Regions from separate parts of the Homo sapiens genome. Here regions 1, 2, 4 and 5 are each linked to region 3. The links are chromatin loops, found by intact Hi-C in ENCODE. Cell type or tissue: endothelial cell of umbilical vein. All regions are shown on one strand.

Region 1 (4,000 bases), 130 kb before region 3:
GTTACGCCCCATTCTACGAGGGACCAGCCACGTTGTCTACACAAACCGTCTTCTTCCTTTCTGATCATACGTTAGCAATCTTCTCCAGAATTTGATGGTATAGTTGAACCTGGACATCAGTTTCCAAAGTTTCCCCCCAATTCACAGATGACTCTAGAAATATACACCTGGAAGGTAAAACTCTCTGGTCTCAGCCTAATAGTCAAAGAGCTTTGTTTTGAACGGGACGTTCACAAAGTCGAGAGTCCCCGAGCTCACATTTGAATCTGTTTATTTCTTTTTCTTTTTCATTTAAAATGACATCCAATGTCATTGTTTTTGATGTTGATGGTTTGCTTTGAGAAGGCAGAACTGATTTTTTATAAAAAGGAGAGTCTGAAGTATTTGAATATAACAAGTAGGTTGGGGGAAAGAATCCAGTGCCGTTGGCTTTGCCTGGGAGAACTTGCTTCCCTCCTGCATCTGAGTGAAAGTCCCCTTTTGTTTCTGCCCTTCCCAATGATGACAGAAGCCCTTCGCTTCCAACATGTCCCTCTGGCATATTAAGGAAGTTTCTGTAGCGAGGATGAGCCACCAACTGAATCTGGAGGTCTAGATATAGGAAAAGGAAACCACAAAGATGTCACCCAAGAACTCATCTAAATGATGGGATTACATTTGCCTTTTGTGCCTCTTTGTTTTACATGCAGTTTCTGGCCTTTGTTTCTCGATAATCAACGAAAGCTAGAGAAGAACCCCAAGCTCTCACTTGAGTCTTAGAAATTCTACCGATTTATTTTGATTTATTACTATTAATCAGAATTATACCTTTCTGCATAAAATAAGCATTTTTTAGTTTATTTTCTTCTTCATAACACTGGTATGTCCAGCAATGGGGTTAAACTTCAAAAAAAAAAAAAAAAAGATACCAGCATGGAAGAGAATAAAGTAACCAATGGTATTCATGCAGTTAAAAGACTTACAGTCTTTGTGATAACGGTGACATGATTCTTCAAACACCAAATAAGGGGCTGGGCATGGTGGCTCACACCTGTAATCTTAACACTTTGGGAGCCTGAGGCGGGCGGATCACTAGGTCAGAAGATGGAGACCATCCTGGCTAACACAGTGAAACCCCACCTCTACTAAAAATACAAAAAATTAGCCGGTCATGGCAGCACGCGCCTGTAGTCCCAGCTACTCAGGAGGCTGAGGCAGGAGAATCACTTGAACCTGGGAGGCAGAGGTTGCAGTGAGCCGAGATCGTGCCACTGCACTCCAGCCTTGGCGACAGAGCAATACTCCATCTCAAAAAAAAAAAAAAAAAAAAAAAAAAAAAAACCACCAAATCAGATACTCTACTTATCTTCTTTTTCTTTACCGACACCCAAGTACATTTGGAACACTGACAAGAAGCATCTTTTATACCTGAAATAAAACAGGGTAATAACCATAAACTGAAAAGCACTGGGATTTGAACCAACGGCCAGCCCATTCCCAGCCCACTTAGTCTATGTCAAGTAAGGTTTGTGATAATGAATGAATGAGTTGTAATCATTGTTTTTTACCCTCAGGCTGTGTCTGCCTATAGTATGTAACATTAGAAATGAAGACATCTATCATGTTTAGTAGAAATACACATGATCAAATCCCAAAAAGAAAATACTTTTCTCTGAAATATCCAGATAAGTCATGGGGAAGTGGTTTAGGTGGTTTGAATTATCCGCTTAGTTGACTTTCCTCACCTCCTTGCATGAGCATATACAATCCAATTGCTTTATGTTTACTCATCATTTGCTACAATGTCTGGAGCAGGGTACTGAGATGAAAAATACAACAGACAACAGACATGGTACTTGGACCAATCACCATATCCACCTTGCTAGCTTGTCCTCTACTTCATGTGCTCATAGTAAATCCTTCCTAGTCACGCTCTCATGCCGTGGATATAGCAATACCCACCTCCTCCAACAATTCATCCATTGATGCCATTATCCATTGTTTATGACATTGTAACCACAGTAATGAATTGATATATCTTGATCTTTGAAATGCTTAGACAGGAGGCCACACATTATAAGAAAACAACAGTGTCAAGACTCAGTTCTATTCAGCAGGGGTTAGAAGTGGATATTGTGCAGAAAAATGCATTAAAGTTGAAGGGGGGGATTGTTTAACATGATGGTTTTAAAGACATAAACAATTATGGTGGGCAATAACTCCTTCCATCAGAAGATGGTAAAGACGCCCTACTTAGGCCAGGGTTGCTGGTGGTGTTCCAAGTCGTGCTACCAACAGGAAACACTAGGGGTCACCATGTCAATACCAGTGTCCCAGCTCCATGGCCCTCCAGAACGCCTACCATCAAGAGTCCTGGGCTCCCTGCTCATCCAAGGAATGCCACTTAGTGCCTTTCATGTGGCATGGGACCATTTGCAGTTATTTCAAGCATGGCTGAAATAGTGAGGTAGAGTCCTCTCAAAACCTCCTTCTGGTGAATGGTATTTTTTAAGTGCCACCTACACGTATGGGTCTATTATTTGGGCTAGATGTCATTATAAGGAGTGGACAGACCAGTCATTCAAATATGGCACATTTTCATTCCATAGCTACATGGGATTCCAACTCAGATGTTCTGCTAAAGCCAGATTCTCTCAAACCAGGAGAACACTTTTTTTTTTTTTCTGGCCAGGATGGACACTACTGTTGAGTGTTAAGCACAAAATTAATGTTTCCCTTGTCCTTTGTTTCTCAACTCTATGTTTTCAAGCCCCAGTTCAGAATTATTTTTCAGAGAAGAAATGTAAGCAGTTGTCTATGATCTACAAATATGGCGTCACTAGGCTGTATCGAAGTCCGTAGCCATCAGGATGGGAAATTGCTAACCCAAGTCCACAGGGAGCTCCCAAGCTCACTGTGATATGATTTCTGCGCACTCCTATTGCAGTCTTGAGGAAAATCTGGCCCTCCCCACCACCCCAAGGAGGAAGCTCTAGATATCCCATTCGGGGTAGAGCTTCTGAAGCTTGGGATTAATTAAAGCAGTTGAAGACCTGTGAAGAGCAATTAAACTGCACCAACCCCCACCCATCCCCCCTCCAAAAAAAAAAAAAAACTATTTCAAGAGAAACAGATGGCACTTGATAATAATGGTAAGATCACAGCCTAGATAAAGTACACTTCTAAGTCAAAATTAATTTTACAGCTTCTGGTGTTTTACACATTCTCTTTGTTTCTGTTTCATTAACTTACTGAGTACCTAATATGTACACGGCATGTGTGTTAGGCAATGAGGGAGATACAAAGATATACACGTATAAAGATGGTAACTAGTGGTTGCTACATTATCTTTCCTCTCTGCACCATTGGTGTAACTGCCTGACCCAAATCCATCTCTTCTGCAACCACCGCTTCTCTCCCACCTGTTCAGTCAGGCCCCTCACTCTCTCTAGCACTTCCTGCCGTTCCTGATTCCCCTTCACCAACCTTTACCTGTCCTATTTTTTTTGCTTTCTAGCCACTTAAATTGGATATAATAGTAAAGACACAGGCCAGGCGTGGTGGCTCACGCCTGTAATCCCAGCACTTTGAAAGGCCAAGGCAGATGGATCACAAGGTCAGGAATTCAGGACCAGCCTGGCCAATATGGTGAAACCCCGTCTCTACTAAAAATACAAAAACTAGCTGGGTGTGGTGGTGCATGCCTGTAGTCCCAGCTGCTCGGGAGGCTGAGGCAGAAGAATCACTTGAACCCAGGTGGCGGAGGTTGTAGTGAGCCCAGATCACACCACTGCAGTCCAGCCTGGGTGACAGAGCAAGACTCCATCTCAAAAAAAAAAAAAAAAAAAAAAATAGTAAAGACACAACCATATTTTGTAGTATTTCTGTATCTTCTCTGTACTTAATTTTCCAAACAGGTATTTGTTTCCCTAAGAAAAGAAAATGCAGATATTTGATTTTTTCGGAAAAAATCAGTTTTTCCTGTGGGTTATCAGCCCTTAATAGAAAAAACAAAGGGTCC
Region 2 (4,000 bases), 240 kb after region 3:
GGAAATTTTCTGGGACTGGGGTATCATCCCCTTAACTGAAGCTGTCCTAGGAAGCTTTCCCCTTTAGAAGGTATTTATCTGCTGGAATTCTTGCACTTCAGGGCTCTGCACTTAGTCAGGAAGCCTGAGTGATGAGCAGGCTGGATTTTGCCAGGCACTAGTAAGTAAGTGCTATCTGGGAGAAGCAGTTGTAAAAAGGAGGTGGTGATGGAAAGAGTTTTGTTTTGTTTTGTTTTTGAGACAGGGTCTCACTCTGTTGCCCAGGCTAGAGTGCAGTGATGCAGTCATGGCTCACTGCAGCCTCAACTGCCTGGGCTCAAGTAATCCTCCCACCTCAGCCTCCCAAGTTAGCTACGACTACAAGCATGTGCCATCACACCCAGCTAATTTTTGCATTTTTTGTAGAGATGGAGTCTCACTCTCTTGCCCAGGTTGGTCTCAAACTCCTGAGTTCAAGCAATCCACCTACCTCGGCCTCTCAAAGTGCTGGGATTTACAGACATGAGCCACCATGCCCAGCCAAAGAGGTTTTTTAAAGGCCTTCAGTCACTGTTGAACATGGAAATGAAAGGCAGAAGGGACCCTAGGAAGACACTGCAGTTTTCCAGTATTTGCTTTTATTTCCCTAACTCTTTAACATGAAAACACACACAGGAGGGGGTGCTCCAGTTTGAGGCTACTGTGGGCTTCCGTATGGGTTTTAGAGACACCTTCTCTGGTGTCTTCTAAAACACAGAGCTGTCTGGGAGGCATTGGGCCTGCTACCTCCTGCCCAGAACCAGGGCGGGACTAGGGGAGTGGGGATGACCTTCTCTCCCAGGTCCTGGCCACGCCCTTGGGAAAGCATTCCTGGTGTGCTCTGGTTGGGATTGGAAATACCATTAAATGCTTGAAGGAGAAGATGGTTTTGATTTGTCTGTTTCAGCCTTAAAAATGGCACAGTGGCTGTTATGTGTCTTGGTCTCTTTTTCTGTAGGAAAGACAGGATTTTCCAGATAAAACCGATCATCAGTCCATCAGGTCTTCACTTGTTCCCACCATCTGTCAGTAGCTAATATTATAGGGGAAAAAAATCTGCAGCCTCTGTAATAATGACCCAGCCAGTTACCAGTGACTTCGCAGAAGAGGGGGGAATGCAATCCATGATCTGTGGGGGGAAAAGCAAAAAACCTCCCCTCCATTCTCCAGCACGTGTGTATCAAATCTACATTCCTAAAGAGAACAAGGGCTAGATAACAGCCCTAGGAGCTTAGCGTGTGGACGCAGATCTCTGTTTCAAAGCGGGATGCTATTTTGCCCCTGGTTCCCACGTGTTTCCAGGGCCGGGAGACCAAGCCCTTCCCCAGGCCTGGCTCTTGGTAAGCAGCTTGCTTTATGCTTTCGGAACCAATAAAACACACCCTGCCTGCAAAGCATCGTGGGCCTGAGCTGTCCAGACAAATTTTCAGTTTGCATCTCTGTTTTTTAATCATTTCTCTACCTTTATTGGTATTCAGAGCTCACAGTTTTCCGGTTACTGTCAGCCTGGGCTTTCATCCATTTTAAAGAGCTATTTTTCCTCTTGCTGTTGATGATGATGGTATAAAGACAGATGGTGTAACTGCTTATGAATGTCCTATTTTATTTCTCCAGGACCAGACAGTTCACTTGAAGACATATATTATTTCCACATGCTCAGGTTAGGCGGTCCAGACTCCTCTGCCTCCTGCAGCCAGCTGCCCTTCCGGGCCTCGCCATGCGGAGGGCGACACCTGTAGGTCCTGGATGGAACTGCAGGGATGAGCTGGCTGGGCTGAATGGGACCTGCTTTTTAGGTGGGGGTGGGGGACTGAGGACACTGATCCCCTTGAAAGGGAGCTGGCTTATCCAGGATTTTCGTAATCATTTCTTCTTCTACCACGCATAGAACAGCCTTTTAGTGAATGAATCACAAATGATAATATTAAACCTAGGAACTCAAGAAGAGGACTTGATTTGTAAATCTTTTTAAAAAAAGAGATAAGCAAAATAAGTTCTTGAAATAACCTCTTTCGTTGATCCTCTCATCGGAACTCAGCTGCCTTCATTTTCTGCTTGCAGTAGGGCAGGGAGGGAAGAAAGCAAAAGCCCAAGTGGGCTCACAGAATGAGAGCTCCAGGAATATTCACAAAGCAACATGCAGTTTCCATGCTTGATGCATCAATGATCTGCTTATACATTACAGTCTCTAGTTTCTCAACAGATTTGTTTGGTAAGGCTCAAAGAATTGGGGTCAGTGTTGGGTGACTGTGAGTTTTTAGTGCTCTGCTGTGATAGCTGCAGGCTGTATAATGTGCTGGCTTGGAGATGGCCCCCCAGTGGGTAAATCCCTTCCCATGTCTGCTGAGCAGCACCTTCAGACACTGCACATCACCATCTCAGGGTGTTCTGTAGTTTGTAGGTATCAGACTGTCTTCATCTAAGGTGGTCATATGTATGCACTAGAGATGAGAGGCCATTGAGCCATCTCTTTGCCTAATCAAATTTGATTATCCCATTTATGCTGGAGATTGCAAATTTTTTGTGTGTGAAAAATCAGACCTTGGCGATGACCTTGGGCAGTAGGATATAAATAACTCCTACAAGCTTAGTGTTCCAATAATGGAACAATAGGCATAAATGTATCAACACTACAGATATTTTGTATCACAGCATGTATTGGGACAAATAAGGGTCCTTTAAGGGACCTAGCTCATCTGGGTAGACCGAATGCAATAATATTCATTGACCGCACGCTGGTATCACCATTCAAAGATGAATTTTATCATTATAGTGTTGAACAATTTTATTGAAATCCTAAAAATGTGCACAGAACGTCCCACCTGGACATAATGAAGATAGTTCCTGTGTCACGCTGTGTAATTTGTTATTACTCTACTGACACCTATACATGTTTACTCTACTAAATGATGTATGGTGTCAATGTGGGGCTCTATATCTGATTGACTTCAAGCTGTGGTTGCCTGATTTTTCTCTGTTTGAACTAAGGGTAGGGTAGGGAAACTTGATGTTGACTTTATTGTGCAGTGAGACAAAGAAGGAGACAGAGAAATTATATGTGGAATCCTGAGTTGGAGATGAAAATAAACAGTACCGTATTTCACCTGTATTCCCAGTGACTGCCTCATAAACTCCCTCTTGGTGGTAAGGAAGAAAGAACGTTCCGTGACACTAGTTCAGTTTTCCAGACCTTGGACCTCCATCATCTCTTGAGTCAAGACAATCTGATTCTAAATAGACATCTTCTTCCTCAGTGTTTTAGAAACCCTTTGAGACCAATTTACTTTGTACTCCTGTTACTTCCTTCGTGAGATACATTTAGAGGCTGTTTTCTAGACAGTCAGAAGGCATGACATTTAGAAAAATGGAAAAGTAGCATTGGGGTAGAGGCTGTTTTCTAGAGGGTCAGAAGGCATGATACTTTAAAATACTGAAAAGTTGAATTGGGGTTGGACAGACCTCTGGCGGTGCTGGATAGAGGCCTGATCCAGTGTTCTAAGCCAGACCCAGTACTTCCTTGCTGGGGTCTGGTCTGCTGACAGATGTGGGCATCCTTGCCCTCACGCCTGTGTACCTGAGAAAATGTGCTCTTCACAGCCTCCTAATAATTTCATCTTTATTAAAATTATTTCACCTTGGTTTGTCCACTTTATTCATTCCCTTAGCCCACTCTTACTGAATGCATGTTTTGGATAATGTTTCGGAGGGCCAGGAAAGCAAGAGAGAAGTGTCTCCCCTTCTTTCCCTCAGCATCTAGAGTATCTTATTCTCTTCTTCCCCACTTGGCTGAACGACATTTGACTTCATAAGCAGCCTAGCGTTGGCAGCCGTCATTCTGCCTTCACTGTAGCACTGTGTACTGAACTGGAGAGAGGTTTCCTGCATTAGTTTTAAACCCGTAGTGAGTGAAGGATGGAATTGCTTCAAAAAGAAAGTGTACGACTCTGTTACAAATTTTTATCCCTTACTCTACAAATCTCAC
Region 3 (4,000 bases):
CCAGGTGTTGGAGGCTGCAATGAGTTATGATCATGCCACTGCACTCCAGCCTGGGTGACAAAGCAAGATTCTGTCTCTAAAAACAAAGAAATAGGAATGAACCCAAACACTGAAGGCAGGTACTATATTAACATTCAGAGTCCCACCTCTAGGTCTTAGTAGGGTCTTCCAATAGGATCCTATATTTTTGATTTTCCTTTTTTTTTTTTTTTTTTGAGACGGAGTTTCACTCTTGTTGCTCAGGCTGAAGTGCAATGGCACGATCTCGGCTCACTGCAACTTCCACCCCCTGGGTTCAAGCGAGTCTCCTGCCTCAGCCTCCTGAGTAGCTGGGATTACAGGCGCCCCCACCACGCCTGGCTAAATTTTGCATTTTTAGTAGCAATGGCGTTTCACTGTGTTGGCCAGGCTGGTCTTGAACTCCTGACCTCCAGTGATCCACCTTCCTCCCAAAGTGTTGGGATTAAAGGCGTGAGCCACCCCACCTGGCCTACATTTCTGATTTTCTATCCAACCCAGTGGTGAACATACCCATCGAAGTACTCATGCCCTCCAGGTAGAATCCCACCTTTCTGAGTGCTGGGGATTATGAATTTACCCCTAAGTAATGACTACTTAATTGTCTCACTCTCATGTGACCCTTCATATCTTCTTCCATGTCCCACTTCCAAGCTAAAAGGGGTATCATCCCACTCAGAACAGCCTAGGGTGGGAGGTGGAAGCAATGGGGCCCATCAGTGTCTGCCTTGTGCCCCTTGGCCTGAGACAGCTGTTCCCTTTGATTCCCAGTGGTGTCACCCTGTGGCCTCACTACCTTGCTGTCCGCTTTCAAAGCAGTTTCCAGGCACACCCTATCTCCACCTTTCTGTGAGAATAAATAAACACTTTGAGGCTCCCATGTCTTTATTAAACATTTCCTCTAAACTGCATGCTCTGGCTCTGTGCCCACGTGCACCAAGAAAGCTGCCCAGGAGCAGCCAAACCCCAGAGCCCTGCCTGCTGGTTCTTCCTATAAATAGGCCTTTGAACAGGCAGGAGGCACCTGCATGGACTGCCACTCCTCCCCTCCTCTCTGCATCCTGGCTTTCCCAGCTCCCCGGGTCTCAGGCTGGGAGGATGCTGAGCAGCCTCCCCAGCCCCTGATAGAATGAGCAGCAGTATCGGCGGCGGCGGCGGCGGCGGCAGCAGCAGCAGCAGCAGCAGAGAAAAGACCAGGAGCGAGTTGCACGTGCTCCCTCCCTCCCTCCCTCCGCTCAAGGCCAGGAGCTGCTGGGACCTGTGGTCTGGCAGTGGGGAAGGCAGGGGAGCCTGGTCAGCAGCAGGGTGGGAAAACGTGGAATGGAGACTAGAAGAAGAGAAGCTGTACATAAATAAAGAAAGAAAGCATGTTTGACCAAACCCCCAACACCGAAATCTCGAAGCTCAGTGGAGCAGGAAATTGAATGGCTGGACTCCGCAGCCTTGCCTGGCCCTCCTCCCCCTACCCCTGGCCCAGAAGACTTTTTAGGCCTCCAGACTTTTTTTTTTTTTTTTAATTTAGAAATCTCAAATCTAGAGAGAAAGAGGAAAGGTGTTTTTAAAAGAGTGAGGGCTCAATGGCCACAGATCTGAAAAAACTGAAAAGCGGGGGGCGGGGGGGAGGGTTGGGGGGCGGGGTAGGGGAGGGAGAAAGAAAAGGGCACCCAGATGTGTGTGTGTGTGTGTGTGTGTGTGTGTGTGTGCGCGCGCGCGCGCGCGCGCGCGCAAGACGGTCTAGGAACCAGCCCGCAAGGGGAAAAGAAAACAAAGGAAAGTGTGACATGAGAAAGACAGAGAAATAAGTGGTGGAAGGCGTGAGTGGTGGGGGAGGGGACCGGGCGCTGGAGAGAGGCAGAGAGGATGGATACCGGAATGCAGGCGGCCTGGGGAGGGAGGGAGGCTCACATGTGCGAGAGAGAGAGAGAGAGAGACAATGATGTCAGCATTTCCTTCTGGATTGGTCACGTGGTCCTTGCCAGGTAAACAGACTGGAAATAGACTCCATAAAGGCAGTGCCTGCCGAGGGAGGGCGGGAGACGAATCCCGCTTCACCCTTTCCTCTCTGCTGCGTCCTCGGCAAGCAGGTTTTCACGTCTGCGACAAGGTGGTCTCAGAGTGGAATTGCATTCTTACAAGTCAAGGAATATGATTCGGAGAGGAAAAGCTATTCGCTTTTATAATTAGCTCAAGGGGTTTGGAAACATTTTGATTAAAAAAAAATAATAGAGGTGGGGACAAATGTGAATCTAAGCTCAGATGCTATGAGTGTCTTGGGCCAGGGATAGCTTATCTTTGTGTCTTCTTTGGAAGGGGCTCAGATGGATCTAGATTAAGGATGAATTGCACGGCCGCAGTTTAGAGTGAAAGGATCAGATGCAATAATTATCAACATTAGGAAACAGAAAATGCTAACAGATTCAATGAGAATACATTAAAAGAGTTTGATACAGTTCAGTGTGTGACCCTGGTGCCCCAGGAAGGAATGGAGACCCCACAACAGAAAAGAAGTTGAAAAAAGGTACAATGACTTTCAAGCAGTGTTCTTTAAAAATGGTATGAAAGGATTCTCAAGCAAAACATGGCAGGAGTTCGGGGCACTTTAAAATGGGAAAGGGACCTCTGGAAACTTTATCTGAAAGCAAACTGAATGAAGCAGGTAATTTTTCCACCTGGAAAGCTCTAGAATCCAAAATGGTAGTGGGAGGAAGAAGTGTATGGATCTTTCTTCAAATGCCTGGAAATAAGGCTTTTGCGTCCATGATGAAATATCTCATTTAGATCACTCTTCGAACAATTTTGGATTGACAGGATATACCATTATGACCAGTTATTTTCTGACCGGGTGGAAATTTGGCCAAAGCCCGTGGGAAGTGGAGTGACCAACTCAGTTTTTCAGAAATGAGTGGGTTCCTAAGATGCAGTTTTAAATGTGGGACAGTCTTAGGTAAACTGGGACCAGTTGGTCACCTTAGTGGGAAGCTAGGAGTCCTAGTCTAGTCTTCATGAATATAATGAGACAATTCACCCCTTCCCCTTCTCTACCCACCAAAAAATAAAACAAAACCACCTTTCATTCTGTTTTTCTCTCATTTCTTATTCTCTCCCTCATTTCTTTTGCTTAATCTTCCCTGATCAGTTTATAGCACTGCATGGCTAATTTGGGTGTGCACGATTCTGTAGACGGACACGTGAGCTGGCAGAATATAGCTAAACTGAACAGTTGGCTTTAGTTGCACCTGGGAAAAAGGAGGGGAAAAAACAAGTGTGCATCATTGCTTCTTCTTTTGCTTCCCCCCTGCCACCCGCTTAACATCCCTTATTGGGGGAGAGGGTGAGAGGCCAGTCAGTATGCACAAGTGTACTTTCAGCCCTCGGGTTAAAAGACAGATATTTGATACCCCTCTCTGTTAACAAAATACGTCACTCTCAAGACTCCCAGCCCAGAGTTATTTTTGCAGCATTATGTAATTGGATTGCCTAGTCAGAAGTACTTCCTTAACAAGGCTTTCAGCAACCTCTCCGTGTGGGCCTGGCCAGTCCTGCCCAGTTACACACACTCATACTTGGGCAGCATCAGTCAGAGTCAACCCAGCCGAGCACGGCGAGGAGTGATCAGCCCATACCACTGGACTGACCACCCTTCCCCCTTGTGCAGTTGCGCCCAAAGGGGTGGTCAGTACCCGCAGTGCGCATGGAGGCCAGAGTTGGTGGACGACCATCAGGTGGCCAAACCTCAATATTGGCAAAGCAGGCATCATCTTTGTTTCAAGGGAGCTGTGGAGCTGCCCCACCCACAGCCTTCCCTACCTTAGGGCCTGCAAGTGGAGCACTCAAGTGACCAGGAGTTCCCAAGGGGCCTGCCTTTGGATGTCTGTCTCTGCCTGCTCTTATTCCCTGTCTACTGGATTTCCTCATATTTTTTCATGAGCAGTTGGTCATCTGATCATCCCTTCCTGTTAGCCCTGCTGACTCACAGAAGTAA
Region 4 (4,000 bases), 830 kb after region 3:
CCTCTTTTTATTTCTTCTGCATTTGATTTTGAGCACACGTTTAATTGTTTTTGAGGGTTTGTGTTTCAGCCTCAGCTGGACATGCAGAATAGGCTCTAGACAGTCTCAGAATTTCATTATGACCAAGGAACCACTATTCTATAAACACTGAAAATTGGAAATTATCTCTAGAGCTGTTTGTTAACGAAGTCGAAGGCTAACCTTTAGGGCTCATTAAAATTCCACTGATGAAAACTCTCGTGCAGGTCAGTCCCTCTTTCAGGAATCTATCCCTGTGTTACGAGTGCTGGTGTGCGGAAATCAGTCTGGACCCTCCCCTTTGCCCTCCCCTTTAATCTCTTGGTCTGGTTTAGGCAGAGATCTTTAAAGCTTATAGATTCTCTTTCTCCCTACTCAGAGTATGTGTTGTGAATCCAAACAAACATGAGTAGGTCTCTGAATGTGTAACTGTGACTGAGCCACTTGGACTGGCAGTCCTGCTGAATCTCCCTTCCTCCATCAATAAAGGAACAGAGTTATTGATACTGGGGATAATTAAGAGGGGCAAAAAGAGGGGTACATTTTCTGTACCTGACAGTAGAAATAAACATGGAGGCAGAGGCAAGAAATGACAAATCTCCAATTTACACCAGTATACAAGTACACTGCACAATTGGTGGAATGCAATGAGTTGTTTTAATGAATCTATTTGCAAATGACAGTTAAAATACAGCCATTCTTTTCCAGAGATCCCTGCATGGTGACAGTGGCCACTCTCCTGTCCTGCTGGCAGATGAAACCTCCCAAATCCTCCCAAAGTGCTGCAGCATCCACGTGCAGAAGGGTATTTGCATTCACTTGGTGCCTCATTGTAAGGAAGGACACCATTGACAGCACATAACATCACTATTATTATTGCTAAACAGATGGAAAATAATTGTTTATGGAATTTGTGTTTTAATCGCATTAATGTCTTTGGCAGGAAGATCCACCTAAGTACACAATTCAAAGCCTGCCTTTGATCTGGGCCCCTTGGGGGCATTTTCCATGACTGATAAAATGCTCCTCTGAGTTCATAGGCAAATGATGAAAATGATAAAAAGACAAAAGTCAGGCACCAACCTCCCATTTGGATATTTTGTCTCCTTGGAGAATCACAAGCTCACCAGGCTTGCAGTCATGCTGACGATACAACACATCTCACCCTGTTATACCCACCCAGGGCTCAATATGAACGCCTTCGTCGCTCTCCTCCCTTCTTTTCCAGTTCCCTCCTCCCCTTTGCACACAAACACACACATGCTTGATGCAAGAATTCATGTGCTCTCTCTTTTCAAAGATTCTTACTGCCTTTTTATATGGGCCAGTTTAGATGCTTATAAAGTATTTCTCAATAATAGCCCTTACACATATTTTCCCCTTTCATCCATCACGCATTTCTTGGTTAGCATTATATTGTGACAAGATAGAAATCAAAAGCATTGCTTTTAATGAAAATGAACGTTCTAGTTCGGAAACAGTTTGTCTTCTAAATATTCTGCCATAAATCAGGCTGAGTGCAGTGTAATCAAGACCAAACCCTGAAAACTTGACAATTTCCCTCTTACCAAGACCCAAAGGACAGAAGCTAATGTAGAAATTTTGATAGCTAGTGAAAAAGAAAAGGTTCTATAGATTTTTGTCTCACAAGCACAATCCCCATCTTTTCTTCTCCTGAGAAGGTTAATTAGATACTTTCCTTTACTCTTAGAATAAAGAGAACTAAGGAGGTTTTAAATTCATAAATGTATTTTTTTGTTTATTTGTTTGGTGTATTTTTCCCTCTCATTCTTTCTCCTCTGCAGAACACAACTAGTAAATGATTGGATCTTTGACAGAACAAAGGTATTTTTGATGGGCTCTGTAATCTAGTGCGCTAATGCGCCCAGTCCCCTCATTGTCTTGCTGTCTGATCCCATCCCTTCTGCCAGACAGTCACTGCGGGATGAGTCACTTTTAATGTCTGATAATCAAGGTGAATTTTCAAAAAGCTGCCATTTTGGAATTATGCACTATATCACGGTGTCAGGGAGGAGAAGAGAAGGAAGGATGAAGGGAAGGCTAAGATAGACACCTACTGCACATTGAGAGAACTGCAGGACACAACCAGCACCGTGCCAGACAAGATGTGTCCGGAGGGTCCAAGTCGATCAAGGCATACATAATGAGAAGGAGACTATGTTAATTATAAATTAAAAATAACTTCTATGATAATGAAGATTATATGCACAGGAGGAAATGTCTTAGTTAAAACAGACTGGAGGGATGCAATTAAACACCAGCCATTTGGGGGTATGAATTCTGTACCTACTGAATATATTGTGGTCCATTAAATAACCTAATACAAACTTACATTTGAAAAAGAATAGAAGTGAACTGTGGCTGTCTCCATGGATGCTGAATTGTCTGCCATCCTTATTTAAAGCAACACAAGCGAAGGGATGTTACTTAGTAGATGAAAACAGCCTTCCTTCAACTAGGGAGACTGGTTATTTCTGGAATCATTTAAAGAACTGAACCCACCCCCATGAAGTAGAGAGGGAGATACTGGAAACCCTCGGTAAACAAAGGCCAATCAAATATTCTTGCAAGGCTTTGGCTGTTCAAATATATGGCAGTCAGTGTCTTCTCTAAGGTAATTAACTGAACCCACTGTTAGGTATGATGGCTTTGAAATTTTTTTAATTATTGGCATTATATTAAATAGTAGGGTAGCTGAAGGAAAATGACATAATATGAGAATAGCCTGCTACTTTTGTTTATTATTCAGAGAAGTGAACACCTATAAATAGAACCAGGATGTTTTGACTAGGGAAATGCTATCCTCATTACAGCTGGGAGATGCTGGAGTGATTTAAAGCCAAAGCTTCAAAGCTTTGTCCTGCTGTATAAAAGCATGAGGGTTTTCATGGCTGTTTCAGTGGTCGGTGAGAGCCTGCAGGTGCTTTATCTGTCCTGGAGGAGGGAGGAGAGCCATTTCTGAGAGTGCTATTTTGTAACCATGATGAGTACTTACATATTCCTCCAAGAGGTATTTAAATACCTACATATCTTCTTTAACATAAGTTATGTTTACAGATTATTACACCTTCATATTGTCTACCAAGGTTAAGTAGTCCCTCCTCCCCTTAACCCCCTCCACCTGCACCTTTGCCACTCTCTCTCTCTCTCTCTTGCACGCTCTCCCTGTCTCTCTCTCTCTCTCTCTCACACACACACCACCCAACACACAATTGCAAAATAAGGAAAGATAACAGAGTTACTGTGTTACTACTGTCATATTTACATATAAAAAGATTCAAAATATGAAGAATATTTGAGATGGAAAGGACCCCTTAGAGATCTTTTGGTACAGCCCTAATTGTACTGACATAACAGAGAAGTGACTTGTCCTAGGACACTCAGCCGGAGAACAGCAGATGCCAGGCTGGCATGCTTTCTGCCACAGCATGCTGTCTTCCCATTAAAAGAATTAAGCCTCTACAGCTTGGCTGCACCATGATTCAAGCACAGATGTCACAATGAAAAAATAAAAACCTAAGGAAGAGATAAGAATCATATGCACTTTCAACCATGATACAAAGGAATAAAATAGAATATGGTATGAAATTAAGGAAACCAAAATGCTAACGAACATCTATCTTAACAAAATGATCTGCCTAGTCAGGAATTCTATTAGAAGGCAGAATTGTCCTACTTTTAGTAGAGACGTTTGGAATTAGCCAAGAAAGCAAGCGCTGCTTGCAAAAATCACAATGCTTTATTTCTGTCTATATATTTTCATCTGAAACATTAGAATAATTTGGTCATATTCAAGTATGTAGTCGTTGAGATTCTGACTAAGCTCTGCAAACTAGTAACCATGTTAAGTTACTAGAAAGAAACCAGCATTTCCTTTTATTCCTGTAGAATCTAGGTCTTTAGCAGGTACAGCCTCCTTGTTCTCTGCGCCACAGTCTACCTGATATGACCTGTTAGGTAT
Region 5 (4,000 bases), 83 kb before region 3:
TATGCATATGTACTATATATAATGACATGTGTCATATATATATACATATATACATGTAGTTTGTTTGTTTGTTTGTTTTGAGGCAGAGTTTCTCTCTTGTCGCCCAGGCTGGAGTGCAATGGCGCGATCTCGGCTCACTGTGACCTCCGCCTCCTGGGTTCAAGCGATTCTCCTGCCTCAGCCTCCCGAGTAGCTGGGGTTACATGCGCATGCCGCCATGCCCAGCTAATTTTTTAATTTTTAGTAGAGACGGTGTTTCACCACATTGGCCAGGCTGGTCTGGAACTCCTGACCTCAGGTGATCCACCCACCACAGCCTCCCAAAGTGCTGGGATTATAGGCATGAGCCACTGTGTCCAGGCTTCATATATATTATTATATCATTGTGTCATTATATCACTAGCACTTGTTTAAAATGTGCTGTATTTTGTCACCATTGGCTGTTCCACTTCCATGGAAAGCTGAGGGATTGGGGCAAGGGCTGAATTTCCACTCTGTTTCCTCTTGGGCAACAAGATCCTTGCTGTCTGGGAGTTGCCCCTAGCTTCATGTAGGACCAACATCCTTTATATTGACTACTGAAGCCTAAAGCCCTAAGAATTATTTACCTTTAAGCATGTGCTATTTTGGTTTGGTAGATCAAGTGAAACTATTCAGAGTATACATGCCAACTGAAAAAAAAATCTTTTTATTTTTTCCTTTTTTTTGTTTTTTTTTTTTTTGTTTTTTTGAGACAGAGTCTCACTCTGTCACCCAGGCTGAAGTGCAATGGCCCAATCTTAGCTCACTTGCAACCTCTGCCTCCCACATTCAAGCGATTCTTGTGCCTCAACCTCTGAGTAGCTGGCACTACAAGTGCAGCCACCATGCCAAGCTAATTTTTGTATTTTTAGTAGAGATGGGGTTTCGCCTTGTTGGCCAGGCTGGTCTCGAACTCCTGGGCTCAAGTGATCCTCCCACCTCAGCCTCTCAAAGTGCTAGGATTACAGACGTGAGCCACCACCTGTAATCCCAAAAATATCTTTCTTTATCTTTATGCTGGAATCCAATTTATGCTTGTTTATTTTCACAATCTTTGCTTTTGATTTTTTTAATGGCCTTCACCACAAACATCTCCTCCTTTCTTCACCCATCTTTAGTAGTATGAAGCTCTTGAAGGTTGAGCATTTTGCATCTGATGTAATGTCCACTTTTTCCCCAGAACATATTTCTATTTTTCAAAGCCTCAAATTACCATAGTAACTATCAAGAGTCCCTAAAATGTATGTTGCATTCTCTGGACTTAAACCTACTGCAGAGTCACCACAAATGCCCTGAGGATTGTGAAAGAGCTTCATCCTGGGCTGCAAGAAAAGCCGCCCACCCCCAAGTCATTCATTTCTTTCCATTTTAGTGTGTCTTGGGGGAGACTGAGTGACAGACCTGCAAGGATAACGGAATCATCAGTAGAGACTCTGGTTATTGCAGACAGGGAGTGACTGTCCAGTGGCCGCCTGTGCCCAGTCACTGGTGCAGGAGAAAGAAGAGGAAGTACAGAAAAACGGAACAGGAAACAGATGGGAGACATGATCTCTCCAAACTCCAAAACTTCTGAAAAACTTCAGACCAGCCTGGTTGCTTGAAGATTAAGACAACACTGAGATCTGTGCATTGACCGAAGAAAGGCCATCGGAAGCAGGCCTCAGCAAGGAGCCATGTCACGTGGATGCCAAATCCCAGGGGCTGCAGTTCTGCAATACCCAAGGGAAGTGAGAAAGCAAGACAATCACTGAGTCCATCTGGACTGAGATGCCGACCAAAGATTGCACATTTTCGCAATGGTCGCCTTCACCCCAGCATCACGTTGACAGCCAGAATCTCTGCAGACGTGTGATTTGGGGTTAAGAATGCTTGTTTTGAGGCCAGGCGCCGTGGCTCACACCTGTAATCCCAGCACTTTGGGAGGCTGGGGCGGGCGGATCATGAGGTCAAGAGATGAAGACCATCCTTGTCCTTAATTATTAATAATTAAATTATTAAGGCCTGTCCTTAATAATTTCATCCTGGCCAACATGGTGAAACCCCGACTCTACTAAAAATACAAAAATTAGCTGGGTGTAGTGGTGTGCGCCTTTAGTCCCAGCTACTCAGGAGGCTGAGGCAGGAGAACTGCTTGAACCCGGGAGGTGGAGGTTGCAGTGAACCGAGATCACGCCACTGCACTCCAGCCTGGCGACAGGACTAGACCCCATCTCAAAAAATAAAATAAAATAAAAAAAGAGTGCTTATTTCTTCCCTTAAACTTAAGAGATATTTATTTACTGAAAATTAAAGCCCGTAATGGTGACCAGAGGGAAAGGACCCAAGTCTTCCTCACCTGCAGCCTTTAGGGCTCACACAAGGGAAGGAAGGGGACAGAACCTGGAGTTAATGTGTTGAGGCCATTTTCAATGACTCCAGTGCAGAAAAATATCAAGGATCTAAAGGGCTTCATTAAAATTCACCCCAAGGCTAGGTGTGGCTGTAATCCCAGCACTTTGGGAGACGGAGGCAGGAGGCTTCTTTGAGTCTTTGAGCCGGAGTTTGAGATCAGCCTAGGCAACGTAGGGAGACACCTTGTCTCTAAAAACATAAAATAAACTTAAATTACAAAATTCATCCCAAGGTGCAATTATTTATCGAAGATGATTCTTACATCCAAAGTTGAGAGCTCTGGGAGAAACTTTCCAGGTGGGAATGAACATCCAGGCTTCCATGTTCCCTTTCTTCACTGGTTTGGCAAGTGGTTTGGGGTGGTGGGGCTGGAGGGGTAGGAGAGGGTCTCTCCCTAACAACCAGAGAGTTTAACCTGCTTCCTGAGGAGATGCTAAAATCTGACAACCCAGCTGACCTCCTCCTAACAAAGCCTGATAGCAAAACCATCCAAAAATTCCAGACACCCCTCCCCCTTCACAGCAACTGCATTTCACTTGTGACCCGGCTCAGCCTGTGGTCAGGAAAGAGCCTTTGAACACATCTCCAGAGCTGCAGCGATTAGAAGGGCTTTGATTACCCGGCTCAGCTGGCCCTCTCTTCTCGCGATTACTCCCCTCCCTTCCCCCCAGCCCCCTTCTCTCCCCTCCTCACCCCGGTAGCCCAGGCCAGGGCTTTTTTTTTTTTTTTTAAGCAACTCATTTTTTTTCTCTCTCTCTCTTTTCATTTTCCTATAGCATCCTAAACCTCAAGATGTGGTTAACACTAATCCTGATTTATTTAGGATTTATCTGCATTATTAATTCCAATCACGTGAGAAAAAAAAAAAGAAAGAAAAATGCTACAGGCCCCTAGTTTGTATACAAAGTTTGGGTGTTTGTGAAAAGAGCCAGCAATCCCTAAGAAACATATTTTCTTTAGTTATCATTTAAATCTAAACAACTTTCTTTTCTACTCTGAAAATGTTCCTTGAAATGGGCCCTGTCCTTAATAATTTCATTTATTATTATTTCTCCCTCAGTCAATATCCTTTGAAGCTACTTCCTGCATTAATCTGGACTTAATATGGATTTAAACATTGACAATGGAAAATAATTTGGGTTAAAAATAATCTTCCTTGATAAAGCTAGAAAACTCCCCACAACTGTCACCGTCTCTGACAGCTGGGAATAGAATGCGATTCTTGAATCTGCATATTGAAGATGAGGAAAAGCAGAACTAACAGGCTGTATATTATATTTTTTATTTGTCAGCTGTTATGACTGACTGGAGTTGAGTGATATCCAGGGTCTTGACTTGTTGTTTGAATGAATTCATCATCGTTCGGGACATATGAGCAGTTATTTGGTGCCTGGGATGTACTGAAAATATCTTGTTGGAGTGAGGGAAATGTCTTAGGGATGGAAGCTTGCGTGTCTCCTCCACAGAGTGGCTTCTCAGTAACTGATAGGGCCCAGAGGTTCCAAACCCCCTTCCCAGCTCTCTTCTCCGCCCCTCTCCTTTTCTGTTTTTTTCTGTGTGGGTGGGGTGGGGGTGGGTCTTTTCTTTC

The links. A loop is a pair of places that touch in the nucleus more often than their neighbours do. Peaks named below come from ENCODE experiments on the same cell type or tissue, not always from the same donor. Only the 100,000 strongest peaks of a DNase experiment are listed, where the experiment ranks them.
Region 1: a loop joins it to region 3, with 4 times the contacts of the local background. A loop is called at or near these places in 13 of 110 quality-filtered maps.
Region 2: it touches region 3 in a loop (3-fold over the local background); 37 of 110 quality-filtered maps call a loop at or near these places.
Region 4: a loop joins it to region 3, with 2.3 times the contacts of the local background. A loop is called at or near these places in 3 of 110 quality-filtered maps.
Region 5: a loop joins it to region 3, with 5 times the contacts of the local background. A loop is called at or near these places in 11 of 110 quality-filtered maps.

The regions. Positions count from the first base shown.
Region 1 is chr16:73,195,245-73,199,244 of GRCh38, reverse strand. It overlaps a transcript of ZFHX3 not described here. Among named protein-coding and RNA genes, the nearest start is that of ZFHX3-AS3, 36 kb to the left of the region's middle. RefSeq lists an enhancer at 2,079-2,580. In endothelial cell of umbilical vein, a CTCF peak has its summit at 2,275 (motif pointing right); a DNase peak (open chromatin) is centred at 2,284.
Region 2 is chr16:72,830,485-72,834,484 of GRCh38, reverse strand. All of the region lies in intron 4 of ZFHX3 (zinc finger homeobox 3), which reads left to right. Among named protein-coding and RNA genes, the nearest start is that of ZFHX3-AS1, 170 kb to the right of the region's middle. RefSeq lists an enhancer at 1,198-1,367. In endothelial cell of umbilical vein, a CTCF peak has its summit at 1,754; a DNase peak (open chromatin) is centred at 1,754.
Region 3 is chr16:73,068,660-73,072,659 of GRCh38, reverse strand. It overlaps a transcript of ZFHX3 not described here. Among named protein-coding and RNA genes, the nearest start is that of HCCAT5, 22 kb to the left of the region's middle. In endothelial cell of umbilical vein, no CTCF peak of the experiment used is centred here; DNase peaks (open chromatin) are centred at 1,189, 1,919, 3,479 and 3,979; H3K4me3 peaks cover 299 bases; H3K27ac peaks cover 2,607 bases.
Region 4 is chr16:72,240,140-72,244,139 of GRCh38, reverse strand. It overlaps a transcript of PMFBP1 not described here. Among named protein-coding and RNA genes, the nearest start is that of PMFBP1, 70 kb to the right of the region's middle. In endothelial cell of umbilical vein, a CTCF peak has its summit at 2,092; a DNase peak (open chromatin) is centred at 2,059.
Region 5 is chr16:73,151,903-73,155,902 of GRCh38, reverse strand. It overlaps a transcript of ZFHX3 not described here. Among named protein-coding and RNA genes, the nearest start is that of HCCAT5, 62 kb to the right of the region's middle. RefSeq lists an enhancer at 2,695-3,218. In endothelial cell of umbilical vein, no CTCF peak of the experiment used is centred here; a DNase peak (open chromatin) is centred at 1,582; H3K27ac peaks cover 560 bases.